Linked DNA regions of Homo sapiens: region 1 is linked to region 2. A link is an interaction called in ENCODE POLR2A ChIA-PET data of the cell type or tissue named here. Cell type or tissue: Panc1. All regions are shown on one strand. Each heading gives the region's core, and the rest is flanking DNA. Links, peaks and the distances in the headings are about the cores only.

Region 1 (6,100 bases), core at 1,284-3,783, 110 kb after region 2:
GATAGAAAAATGGCCTTATTTTTAGAAAGTCTTTGCTGAAGTATTTAAGGGTGAACTGTCGGTCATATCTGCAACTTTATCTGAAATGGTTCACAGATACATAGATAGACAAAGGCAAAATAGTAACAACTGGTGAATCTAGGTAGTGTACATAACTTCCTGTATGCTTGAAATTTTTCAAAATAAATACTTTTTAAAAAGCTGTTTTTCTGGGGGTGGGGAAGGAAACTTTACTTAGACATGCTAAATGGTGACCTAGGAGAATAATGTATGAGGACTGATGTCCCCTTTTGACCTAGAAGTGTACTTTTTAAACCAGGTTACTTACTGCCCAAGGGTTCCATAGCTGGGGAAGATACAATGAGAAATTAAGTACATAACAAAGGTATCAGTGATGGTTATCATCACCTCAGCAAACCGCCGTACCCTCAGTACACAGTGCCCTCAGCCACCATCTCCAGATCAATATGGCTATCAATGACAGATGGCCAAAGCATCCCTATTCACTCAGGTCATTCTTAGTTCACACGGTCCGACAGGATTTAGGAGTCTTGTGTCATTAGACTGTCTTTAGAAAACAACCTAGCCATTAACGGCGGAAGCAGAGTAAAGTTGTATGTCAGACAGCTCACTGTTGACAGTTTAAATACACTCAGAAAGCTTAAAACATGTTGATTTTCTGTGTACTACGATTACATTTTTACTGGCAGAGAACGTATCATTAAAACGTAAATGCATGTTGAAAGCAAAGCTATAAAAAGACTTTTCTGTCACAAACCATTTCTAGACCCACCATAGCTAGGAAGAAAAAGTAATATTGTTCAGCACTGATTTGATCAAAATTGTAATTGCTGTGGAAAGGAGAAGGGACTTTGGCTCAAATATAATTTTTAATATAGTTTATACTTCACAGAATCTGATTTGGGATCCATTTAGTTAAGAGACAGTCACAGTAAAACAGGTACCTACCTTTACAGTAATATTTCATGAGGATATTAACAATTTCCTAATTATTGCAATATTAACCCTTTATTACATGGTCCAATATTTTCACTCTTAATCATTCAGTTTGTCCCTTGAGTTATCTAAGGTAAGGTATCACCACTTTTGCCCAAAACGTATAAATGCTCAAGCAACACAAAGCAATACTGATGAGGCCCTATATTTACTACGAATAAATATTCTTCTGTATTTCAGTTATTAAATAAATCCTACTCACTAGGAATTAGGATCTAAGCAAACATAGTTTTATGAATAGCCAATAAATTAGTTACGGATGCATAGGGAAATCCATTTAATTTCAAGCAAGACCTTGAAATACATTTAGCCATTTATGTCTATGACATACAAATAACAGACTTATTACTATCACAGGGTAAATTCCTTCTTGCTCAAGTACTACTGACTTCATTATCTGAGGATTGGACATGGCCCAAAGTTTATTAACTCACAATATTTTCCTTCACAGCAGTATTTCCATGAACAGTTGCTTTAAATTGAAAAAACAGATCCATAGTTGTTAGGGGAGGCAGAAGAGGATGGTTTAGCATTGGTGAGCGATGTGGTCACTGAGTACAAGGCCCTGTTCTAGTCAAAGAAAAGTCACAAATACTCCATTTAGAAAGAGGCCTTAAATATTTTCTAGGAAGAATGAAAAATAATTTCTTTAGGGAGGAACATCCCTCAGTCAAATTTCAAAAATAAATGGTAGCATTTATATAATAGTTGCCATAATGCTTCCTCACTAACAAGAGAGAGAACTCAAAAATAAAAGAATCTTGGCCTCTAGAAAAAGCAGTGGGAAACCTCTGGCCCTTAGTTTAATTTCTTCCAGCTACACCACGAAAAGTTTTCTAAAACTAAGTGTGCTTTGTGCCTCCCTTCTCTACCATTAAGAGCAACAAATACAGCTGTGCAAACAGCAGGAATGTGTGTTCCTGTGGTAAGACGCATGTCCTGGCTCTTCCTAGAGGAATTCTTTTTCAGACATGTCCACAATCTTCTGAGTCAGTAGGCTCAAAGAAGGATGAGGGGATTGTGGGCAAGGGTAAACTCCAGCCTGAATCCATAAGAGAAGATATAAGGCAAATTGTTTGGGATTCTTGGGCAACAGAAAGAAAACTTTCTGACAGCTGGCAAGAAAGAAGCTGAGAAAGCAAGAAATATTGCTATTCCTCCTGTCCATTTTTATCTTTTTCTCCTCTGCCACCTTCTTTTTTTGATTATAAGAACATAGGCCTTGGAGCCACTGTCAGGGTTTGAATCTCAGTCCATTATGTATTCATTGTTTGATTTGGATAATTTATCTAATATATTATTTGGTCTCTTTTTATATTTTGTGTATCCATTGTATGTTTTTTGGTTTGAGGTTAAAATGAGGTTTACAAATACCATCTTATAACCCATTTATTATAGCTTGATAAAAATTTAACAGTGTTTGCATAAACAAGCAGACAAGCAAAAAGAAAACTAATAGGCTGGGTGTAGTGGCTCAAGCCCATAATCCCAGCACTTTGGGAGGCCGAGGCAGGTGGATCATTTGAGGTCAGGAGTTTGAGACCAGCCTGGCCAACATGGCAAAACCCCCGCTCTACTAAAAATACAAAAATTAGCCAGGCCTGGTGGTGTGCAGCTGTAATCCCAGCTACTCAGGAGGCTGAGGCAGGAGAATCTCTTGAACCCAGGAGGTAGAGTTTGCAGTGAGCCGAGATCACACCACTGCACTCCAGCCTGGGTGACAGAGCGAGACTCCATCTCAAAAAAAAAGAAAAGAAAAGAAAAGAAAACTAATAAAAACTATATAGCTTAACTTCATCTCCCCACTTTTTAACTTTTTTTGTTTCTATTTATTTATTTTTTGAGACAGGATCTTGCTCTGTTGCCCAGGCTGGAGTGCAGTGGCAAAATGGGTGGAATGGTATCTCATGGAGTTTAAGGATTGAATAAAATAATATTAAATACATAGCAGGTGTCTGGTTCATGGTAGGTGCCTGAAAAATATGTTAGCACTTTTCTTCTTCTTTTATTTTGAGTCTTGATTTCTTCTTTGCAACTTTTTTCACATCTGATAGAACTTTGGATCCTGAAGCCAGGCATGGTGGCTCATGCCTGTAATCCCATCCCTTTAGGAGTCCAACACTGCAGGACTGCTTGAGGCCAGGAGTTCAAGACCAGCCTGGGCAACACAACAAGACCCCATCTCTACAAAAAGTTTTTTAAAATTAGCAGGGTGTGGTGGCGTGTGCCTGTAGTCCTAGGTACTTGGGAGGCTGAGGCAGGAGGATTGCTTGAGCTCAGGAGGTCGAGGCTGCAGTGAGCTATGATCATGCCACTGCACTCCAGCCTGGGTGACACCACAAACCAACAAACAAAGAAGTTTGGATCATTTTCTTTGTTACTTATTTTCTATGGATCAGTGACATTGGATAGAAAAATTTCTCAATACTCGGTGTGTGGGATGTTCAACCACAAAGGCTGATGGCTTCATGTTTGTGTGAAACCCAAAAGACTGAGTTTCCTTTTGATCTGATGAAGAACTATTTTCGTAACAAGAAGTTTCAGGGAACCTGGGAATTAGAAAAGAACGCCTGGCTCTTCTCCTTTTGTTTTTTGTTTGTTTGTTTTTGAGGCGGAGTTTCGCTCTTGTTGCCCAGGCTGGAGTACAGTGGCACGATCTCGGCTCACTGCAACCTCTACCTCCTGGGTTCAAGCGATTCTCCTGCTTCAGCGTCCTGAGTAGCTGGGATTATAGGCATGCACCACCATGTCCAGCTAATTTTCTTTTATTTTTAGTAGAAACGGGGTTTCATCATGTTGGCCAGGCTGGTCTCGAACTCCTGATCCCAGGTGATCCACCCGCCTCGGCCTCCCAAAGTGCAGGGATTACAGGCGTGAGCCACCGAGATCTCGGCTCACTGCAAGCTCCGCCTCCCGGGTTCACGCCATTCTCCTGCCTCAGCCTCCCGAGTAGCTGGGACTACAGGCGCCTGCCACAATGCCCGGCTAATTTTATTTATATATTTGTATTTTTAGTAGAGACGACGGAGTTTCACCGTACAGGCCAGAATGGTCTCCATCTCCTGACCTCGTGATCCGCCCGCCTCGGCCTCCCAAAGTGCTGGGATTATAGGCGTGAGCCACCGCCCCCCGGCCCTGTCCTTAATCAACGATTGTTACACTTGCGTTGCCTCTGAAACAATGATACAGAATTTAGGTAGAGACTCCAAGTGGCTGAACAGACTTCAGTGCAGCCTGAGCCCTGGTATAGGTCGTGTATCCTCTCCTCACAGTGAGATTTGGGCTCTGGAGGACTGTCTTATTAAAAGCAAGTTTCAACAGCAGAGAAGTGAGTCTGAACTAGATCTGTAGAGAAAAATTCTGTGTTGAAAGCGAAATGAATCTTAGCTCAAGTTTCAGCATGTTACTTTTGAACTAGCAATGCAAGTACTGTGTTTTTTAAGGATATGGAAGGAACCCAAAAGTCACTGCAGAAAGGAATCGTGATTAAAAAAAAAAAAAAAGAATCAAAGGGTAGGAGAAAGAGAGTAAGAGAAAGAGAGAGAAGGAAACATTTACTCAAGTGGAAGTGTTCTCTTCCTAGCCTCCAAGAGAGCACCCCTTTTGGGTGGGCAGCCTGGGGAAAAGCACTTCAGGAGCAGTTTGCTACAGCAAGCAATGCTGCTGACTGTTCCCTCCTTGGAACTCCTTGGCCCTTTGGGTTTCTGGACACCTCTATTCTAGTCCTCCTTCTCCTGTGCCCTCCCTGATTATTTCCCAGGGCTGACTCCTTAGAGCTTTCTCTTCTCATTCCAGAAGCTCTAGATGAACAAGTTTGTTTATTTCTATGGCTTCTCCTACCCCTTAAATGATAGCAACTCCCAAATGTACCTTTTTAAACCATTCTCTCTTCTAAAACCCACAAGCCAAATTGGCCATCAGTAACTGATTGGTGATCACATCTAAAATCAAAGTTATCTCCATTCCTCCTAAACCTCTTCCCACCATACTTTACCAGTTCCCAGTCAAAGCAGTTCTGAAGTCATTCTTCATTATTTCCTCTAATACAACTACCAAATCTGATCTATCACCAACTGCTATTGAATGTACTTCTAGAATCTCTCTCTAATCTGTACCTATCTTCCAATCCTACTGCCACTGTTTTTTGGGATTTTTTGGTTTGTGTTTCTTTGTTTTGTTTTTTTTTTTTTTGAGACTGGGTCTCACTTTGTTACCAAGGCCGGAATGCAGTGGCGATCATAGCTCACTGTCACCTCAAATTCCTGGGCTCCAGGGATCCTCTCACCTCAGCCTTTAAAGTAGCTGGGACTACAGGCATGAGCCACCATGCCCAGCTAATTTTTTAAAAAATTTTTTGTAGAGATGGAGTCCCGCTATGTCTAGGCTGGTCTCAAACTCCTGGGCTCAAATGATCTTCCCATCTTGGACTCCAAAAGTGCTGGAATTACAGGCATGAGCCATCATGTCTGGCCTACTGCCACTGTCTTATACAAAGCTTTCATCATCTCCTCCCTGGATTCCTAACTTTCATTTCTGATCTTTTTTTCTGGCCAATCTTTGTACCAAAGTGAACTTTCTAAAGCATAAATCTAATATTTTCTTTTTTACTAACTTTAATAACCTTTAATGGGTTCCCTCTGATTCTCAAAATAAAAATCCAAATCCAAACAAGGTTTTTTATAACATTGATGAAGTGTTCCTTGACATCCTCATCTCTTACAATTTCCCCCTCTGCACTCACAAACCTTATTTCAAACCCTGCAGTTTGGCCACAACCGGTTATGTGCCACTCCCCAAGCACAGCATGTTTCTTCATGATTCCTTGCACGTTTTGTTTCCTCTATATGAAATGTTGTTCCCTGCCTGGTGAGCTCCTTCATACTCTAAGATTAAGCTCCAATGTCACTCCTCTGTAAAGCTTTCCCTCACTGCCCAATAGATTACTTATACCTACCTGTGGGATTATTAGTCCTTACCTCTATTGGGGAACCTTTAAAGATACACTGCAAGTACTGGTTTATGTATTTTTCTCCCTGAACAAATGAGACTGACATTGTGAGCTTGTAAAAGATAGGCATTGGCT
Region 2 (6,100 bases), core at 2,385-4,884:
ATAAATAAACTAATAAAATAAATTAAGCAATTGAAATTGCATTTACTTTGCAGCCTAATCCATCTAAACAAAATGCAAAACCTGTTGGCTCTAAAGTTATCTTGTAAGGGCTCTTTTAAGAATTTTTAGAAATAAAGATTTGTTTTCATTTTCTAAGTTATTATCCTTGTTTTCATTTGAAACTTCCATGTTTAGTTGGTATAAGTTTATCATTGTGTGGCAGTCAACAAGAAAAAATATTCTCACTGGAATTCATATGAAGTCATTTACTCTGAAAAGATGTGACATACAACCCAACCAGAACCAAAGGTACTGATAGATGCAGTTCACAATTTGAGTTTTTAGTTCATAATTGTTATTAATCTTATTAGTATAATTTACTAAGTTAGCAAGATTTGCTGTCCATCTCATTCCCATACACACAAACATACACAGTCATGCATCGCTTAACAACAGGGACACATTCTGAGAAATGCGTCATTAGGTGATTTTGTCATTGTGTATGTCTGTGTCATCATAGAGTGTATTTACACAAACCTAGATCTATAGCCTGCTACACATCTAGCTAGATGGTATAGCTTATTGCTCCTAGGCTATAAACCTGCACAGCATATTAATGTACTGAATACTATGGGCATTGTAACACAATGGTATTTGTGTATCTAAACATAGAAAAGGTACAGTCAAAATACAGTATTATAATCTTATGGGACCATTGTCATATACGTGGTCCATCATTGACCAGCGTCATTATGTGGCACATGACTGTACTCAGGCACTTTGCTGCCCTGGTCAATCATTTTAAGAATAAGCAATTTAATATGAACTAGAGTTGAGTAATTAACATAATGCTGTACGTCTTTAGGGTTCTACAAATTAGGAATAAGGTGAGAGAACTATCCATCCCATTCCAGACTTGTCAGAGGCTACCTGGTTCCCTGCCCAGGTAGCAGCCCTCTTCTCCCTTTAACTGAATTGATTTCCTTTATCTAAGATTCTCAGTGCTCAGGGACCTAACCATCAGAAGGGTCAGCTTTCGTGATAATCTGGCTCTGATCTTACATCCTAGCTCTAGTAACTGAGTTTCTCCTGCCTGGTTCGGAGACAAAGTCCTTACTGTACTTATTTTTAATAAAGAGACATATTTGTCTTTATTACATCTAGGCCTCTTGGACTCTGGCTCTGCCTTACTCTTAGTCTTAATTTATAGGCTGCTGTTATATTCCACCTGGATCTCCAGAGAAGAGATGGGCCCAAATCCCATTCTTGCCTTCTATTACTTATCAGGCTTAGTCCCCAAGGTGTATGTGCACTAGGAACATGCCAAGAAAATTCTCATTCTTCATTACTACCTAAAATTTAATGCAGAATCCCTTCTCTTCATGTGAATTGTTTTACTACTCCTCGATGGTTTGATGAAGTTACCTTGAACTGTGAGCAGGTACATTAAAAGATAAAAACTTTTGATTCTCTCCCTTTAATTCTTATCACCAAAATCTCTACTTTCTGCCTCAGAGGCCCAATTGAGTGATCCTAAATATATCATTTTTATTCTTGGTTCATAACAGAGTCAGGGAAAGTTGTCCTTGAGCTTTCCTAAGGGGGAAAATGCAGGGCCACTGATACAAGTTAATTTTCCCCAATCCACCCTATTGCTAAAGATGACTCTTCCTGCACTCCTTGAAATTTTACCAATTAGAGAGAGAGTGGATGGGTAACTATCTTCCTTTGTACTTTGATCTAGGTTGGTTTGAGAAATCATGTTTAATGATTTAGTACCTGGATTTAATGGTTTAATACCTAGGTTAAGCATATTATGGCTTTGGATGAAAGATAATTGAGACAGTATTTTGGAATTTAAAACATTATAAAGGAAAGCAGGCTGCATCAGCCTTCCAAATAATGGTTTCAAGACTAGCAGTGTAAAGCAAGCAAGATGTTCATGGTCATATGTTATGCTGTGTGCCCTGCTCTCTCTTTAGGATAGCACTGATCCCCACAAAATCCTTATCAACATTTAATGAAAAGACAGTCTCCTAGAAGAATGAAACTGAAGAACATAGCTGCCTTACTAATTAAACTTTGGCAGATTCGCACTTGGCCTCTGAATCATAATTTATTCTATATGAACTATTTACTGAATTGTTGTACCATTGCCCATATGAATTATTTTGTTATAGGAATTTTGTTTTTGTTATTGTAGCTATTTAAACAACATTAATTTAGATGAAACATGATTTTCTAAATATACTCCTATAAATCATTTTATAGCTAAACAATAAAAACTACCCCCATTTGCAGTGAGCCAAGCTTGTGCCACTGCACTCCAGCCTGGGCAACAGAGCAAGAATCCGTCTTGGAAAAAAAAAAAAAACTAGGTTGGCAAAGATTCCAGAACATTAAATAATTAAAAACAGGTCTGGATTTCTTTCTATATGTAAAGACAAAATAGTAAATTGTAACCAGAGTCCTTCCTATTATTATAGTACATCTATTCTCACTAGGCAATTTTAAAATACCAAGCTGTCTTCAGCAATAGTAATTCGGCGGGTTTGTGCTTAATATATTCATGAAGGGGTTTGATGGATTTGATAACCATAAGCAGCTGTTAACATTAAATTGCCATTTAATTTTTTTCAGTGACTTTCAAAGTTGTCAATATTAAACAGTAGTGTCTTACAAATGACTAAGACCAATATGAGTATGATTAAATAAGATTTATACTGGTCACGGTGGCTCATGCCTGTAATCCCAGCACTTTGGGAGGCTGAGGCGGGCAGATCACTTGAGGTCAGGAGTTCGAGACCAGTCTAGCCAACATGGCAAAACCCCGTCTCTGCTAAAAATACAAACATTTGCTGGGCATGGTGGCACATGCCTGTAATCGCAGCTACTTGGGAGACTGAGGCATGAGAATTGCTTGAACCTGGGAGGTGGAGGTTGCAATGAACCAAGATTGCGCCACTGCACACCAGCCTGGGCAACAGAGCAAGACTCTGTCTCAAAAAAAAAAAAAAAAAAGATTTAAACGGCACTCAAAATTCTCCCTTTTTCTATAGTGTCCAACTACTAGGCAAAAGAAAAACACACACATGCATATGCACATTTTTATAGGACTTTAAGTACTGTCTTGTATATCTGCTCACAATTTGCATGGCATATTACAATACTTAGAAATTATTCCACCCCTACCCCCATTTCAACCCCATTTAATTTTTATACTTTTTCCCTATATTCATCCATCAAATCCATGTTTAATTTAATTTCATAATACTAAACAATTTTTTACCCTCATCCCTAATAGCATAATTTTAAGATACTTTTATTGAAATAATTCAGATATCAACTCTTCCCCTTTCAGTTCTTCTTTGTTTAATGACTACTTTAGTGTGGTTTTATGTACTGAAATTTGGTAAACAAAGAAAGTCAGCATTGTTGACATCTCCCAGTCTTTACAATTTGTGGGCTGCCACAGACATGTCTATGGGACAAGAGATGACATCAAGAATTATGTAATTTATCATTGATGTGCTTTGCTGTCCTTCAGTCCATTTGTTCAACATTCTAAAGACACATTGCAGTGTAATGAGAAACTAGCTTCCTCCTTGTTTTAGTTCTTTGCTTTGACCCTAAAACCATGTTATCACTTCAAATATGATGCCTCCCCCAGGAACCCATATATATGAGAAAAAAATCACAGACAATTCCAATTCCTCTCCAGCCAGCTTGCTTTATATTTCTATAAGCATTTGCTTTTACTTTTTAAATAGCTACCTTATTTTTTTCAGAGGTAAAAAATTATTTTTATATTTTATGCAATGCTATGAAAACATACAATTTTTAAAATTTAGAAAAATTACCTAACTTGCTAGAGCACAGAGGACTTCCTGAAGTATCCCCAAATTATCTGCTTTCTTTTTATTGTAATTGACTGCTACACATTAGAAGGGGATTTTCTTTCTTTTCCATTTCTCTCGCTTTCTTTCTTTATTTCTTTCTTTCTCTTTCTTTCTTTCTTTTCTTTCTCTCTCTCTCTCTCTTTTGGATCTTGCTCTGTTGCTCAGGCTGGAATACAGTCATAAAATCACGGTTCACTGCAGCCTTTGCCTCCAGGCTCAAGGGAGCCTCCGACCTCAGCCTCCTGAGTAACTGGGACTACAGGCATGCATCACCATGCCCGGCTTTTTTTTTTTTTTTTTTTTTTTTTAAATAGAGACAGGTTTTCCCCATGTTGCCCAGGCTGGTCTCGAACTCCTAAGCTCAAGCAATCCGCCTACCTTAGCCTCCCAAAGTGTTGGGATTACTGGTGTTAACCACCAGTAATCACTTGAGTCCAGGAGTTCAAGACCAGCCTGGGCAACACAATGAGACCAACACAATGAGACCTCTACAAAAAATTTAAAAATTAGTCGAGCATGGTGGCACATGCTTGTTGTCCCTGCTACTCAGGAGGCTCAGGTGGGAGGACTGCTTGAGTCCAGGTGGTTGAGCCTGCAGTGAGCTGTGATTGCGCCACTGCACTGCAGCCTGGGAGACACAGCGAGACTGTTGCCAAAAAAAAAAAAAAGAGAGAGAAGATGGACCTGAATTAATAGAAAGCATTTCCCATTTTCATTTTCATATATCATTTCTTAACTTAAAAAATTAAAAGCTAATATTAAAAAACAATAAATTTGACATATGAAGTACTGATAAGTCTTCAAATTTCATGCATTCAAATATATTCACATTCTTGATTTGTAATAATTAGAATCAGTAGCAGTGTTACCCAAAGTGTAGTCTACTGACAGGTGCCAATCCACAAACTATTTGTTACCAGTACATGAAAAGATGAGTATAGAAAGCCAGAATATTCAGAAATGTTTTATAACAACTTGACACAGTTTCAGCATTTCTTATTGTATTTTATAAATGTATCAGTCAGCATAGATTAGAAACTTAACAAAAAATAAATGGTCCTTCATCAAAGATAGCTTGAGAAGCACTGGTATAAATTACTAAAATCAACAGATACTAACAAAACTTAGTTAAGCTAATAGTTTTAAACTCTTTTCCTACTAAATTATGTTTTTAAAGTCAGAAACACAATGACTCTTATGACTATAAAATCAAATTGAATATAATAGAAAGAATTAATTGTCACTTTTTTTTACGCTATGATTAGTAATATAATTCCTAGATACGAAAACAAAGTCTGCATCTTCTTCTCATATGTATCCCTAACACCAAGCACATTCATAAATTGTCAGTAAAAATGTATTCAATTAATGTCACAGTAATGTAGATTGGTCATGATGACTAAGTAAATCAAATCTTTGCCATTCAGTTCAATCATAGAATGACTTCAAGTTCCATCTCTTCCTTGTGCCCTTTCCTCCCTTTTTTTGGCAATGTCTATGAGTGCTACATGAACAGAGAATGAAAATTAAGCTGCCAACTTTCTGCCTAGATCTTTGCATATACCTGGCATATGGTAGTTGTTAAGTAAGTGTTAAATGTATGATGAAGAAATGTTATCTAGCAGTACAAAAACTATAAGTGAAAGACAGATTATGAAAAAGGAAAATCTAAGATCTCTACTGCATCAGTGATTGCCACAAAAATTAAGCATAACAAACTATCTTAAAATTCACTGATTTAAAAGAACAATAATTAATTTGTAGAGATCCATGGATTGGCCAAGGGTTAACTGATTCAGGCCAGGCTCAGCTAAGGCAACTCAGCTCTATTCCACATGACTCTTGTCTTGGGTATGTTCTTCTCATGGCAATAACAGAAGTACAAGAGAGCAGGCTCAATCATACGAGTACTTTCTAAGCCTTTAATTATATCACAACTACCAACATCTCACAGGCCAAAGCAAGACATAGGGTCAATTCCAGAGCCAAGGGATGGGGATACAACTTAACCATTTTGGGAAGGCACTGCAAAACTGCTGGAAAGGCTATGAGTCTATAATCCTATTTCTTGGTAGGAAGTGAAGAGTTGGAACAATAATCCAGTCTGTCACACTGCAGTAGGCAGGAAAATATGACAAAGATGTCCATATCCAAATTCCCAGAACCTGTGAATATGTGTTCTTACATAGCAAAAGGGACTT

Evidence for each region. Peaks named below come from ENCODE experiments on the same cell type or tissue, not always from the same donor. Only the 100,000 strongest peaks of a DNase experiment are listed, where the experiment ranks them.
Region 1: POLR2A ChIA-PET joins it to region 2 with 16 read pairs; 2 of 35 experiments call an interaction of 5 or more read pairs at or near these places.

What each region holds. Positions count from the first base shown.
Region 1 is chr7:26,988,534-26,994,633 of GRCh38, forward strand. No RefSeq gene overlaps it. Among named protein-coding and RNA genes, the nearest start is that of HOXA1, 100 kb to the right of the region's middle. In Panc1, for the core only: no CTCF peak of the experiment used is centred there; no DNase peak of the experiment used is centred there; H3K27ac peaks cover 255 bases.
Region 2 is chr7:26,873,620-26,879,719 of GRCh38, forward strand. No RefSeq gene overlaps it. Among named protein-coding and RNA genes, the nearest start is that of SKAP2, 12 kb to the left of the region's middle. In Panc1, for the core only: no CTCF peak of the experiment used is centred there; no DNase peak of the experiment used is centred there.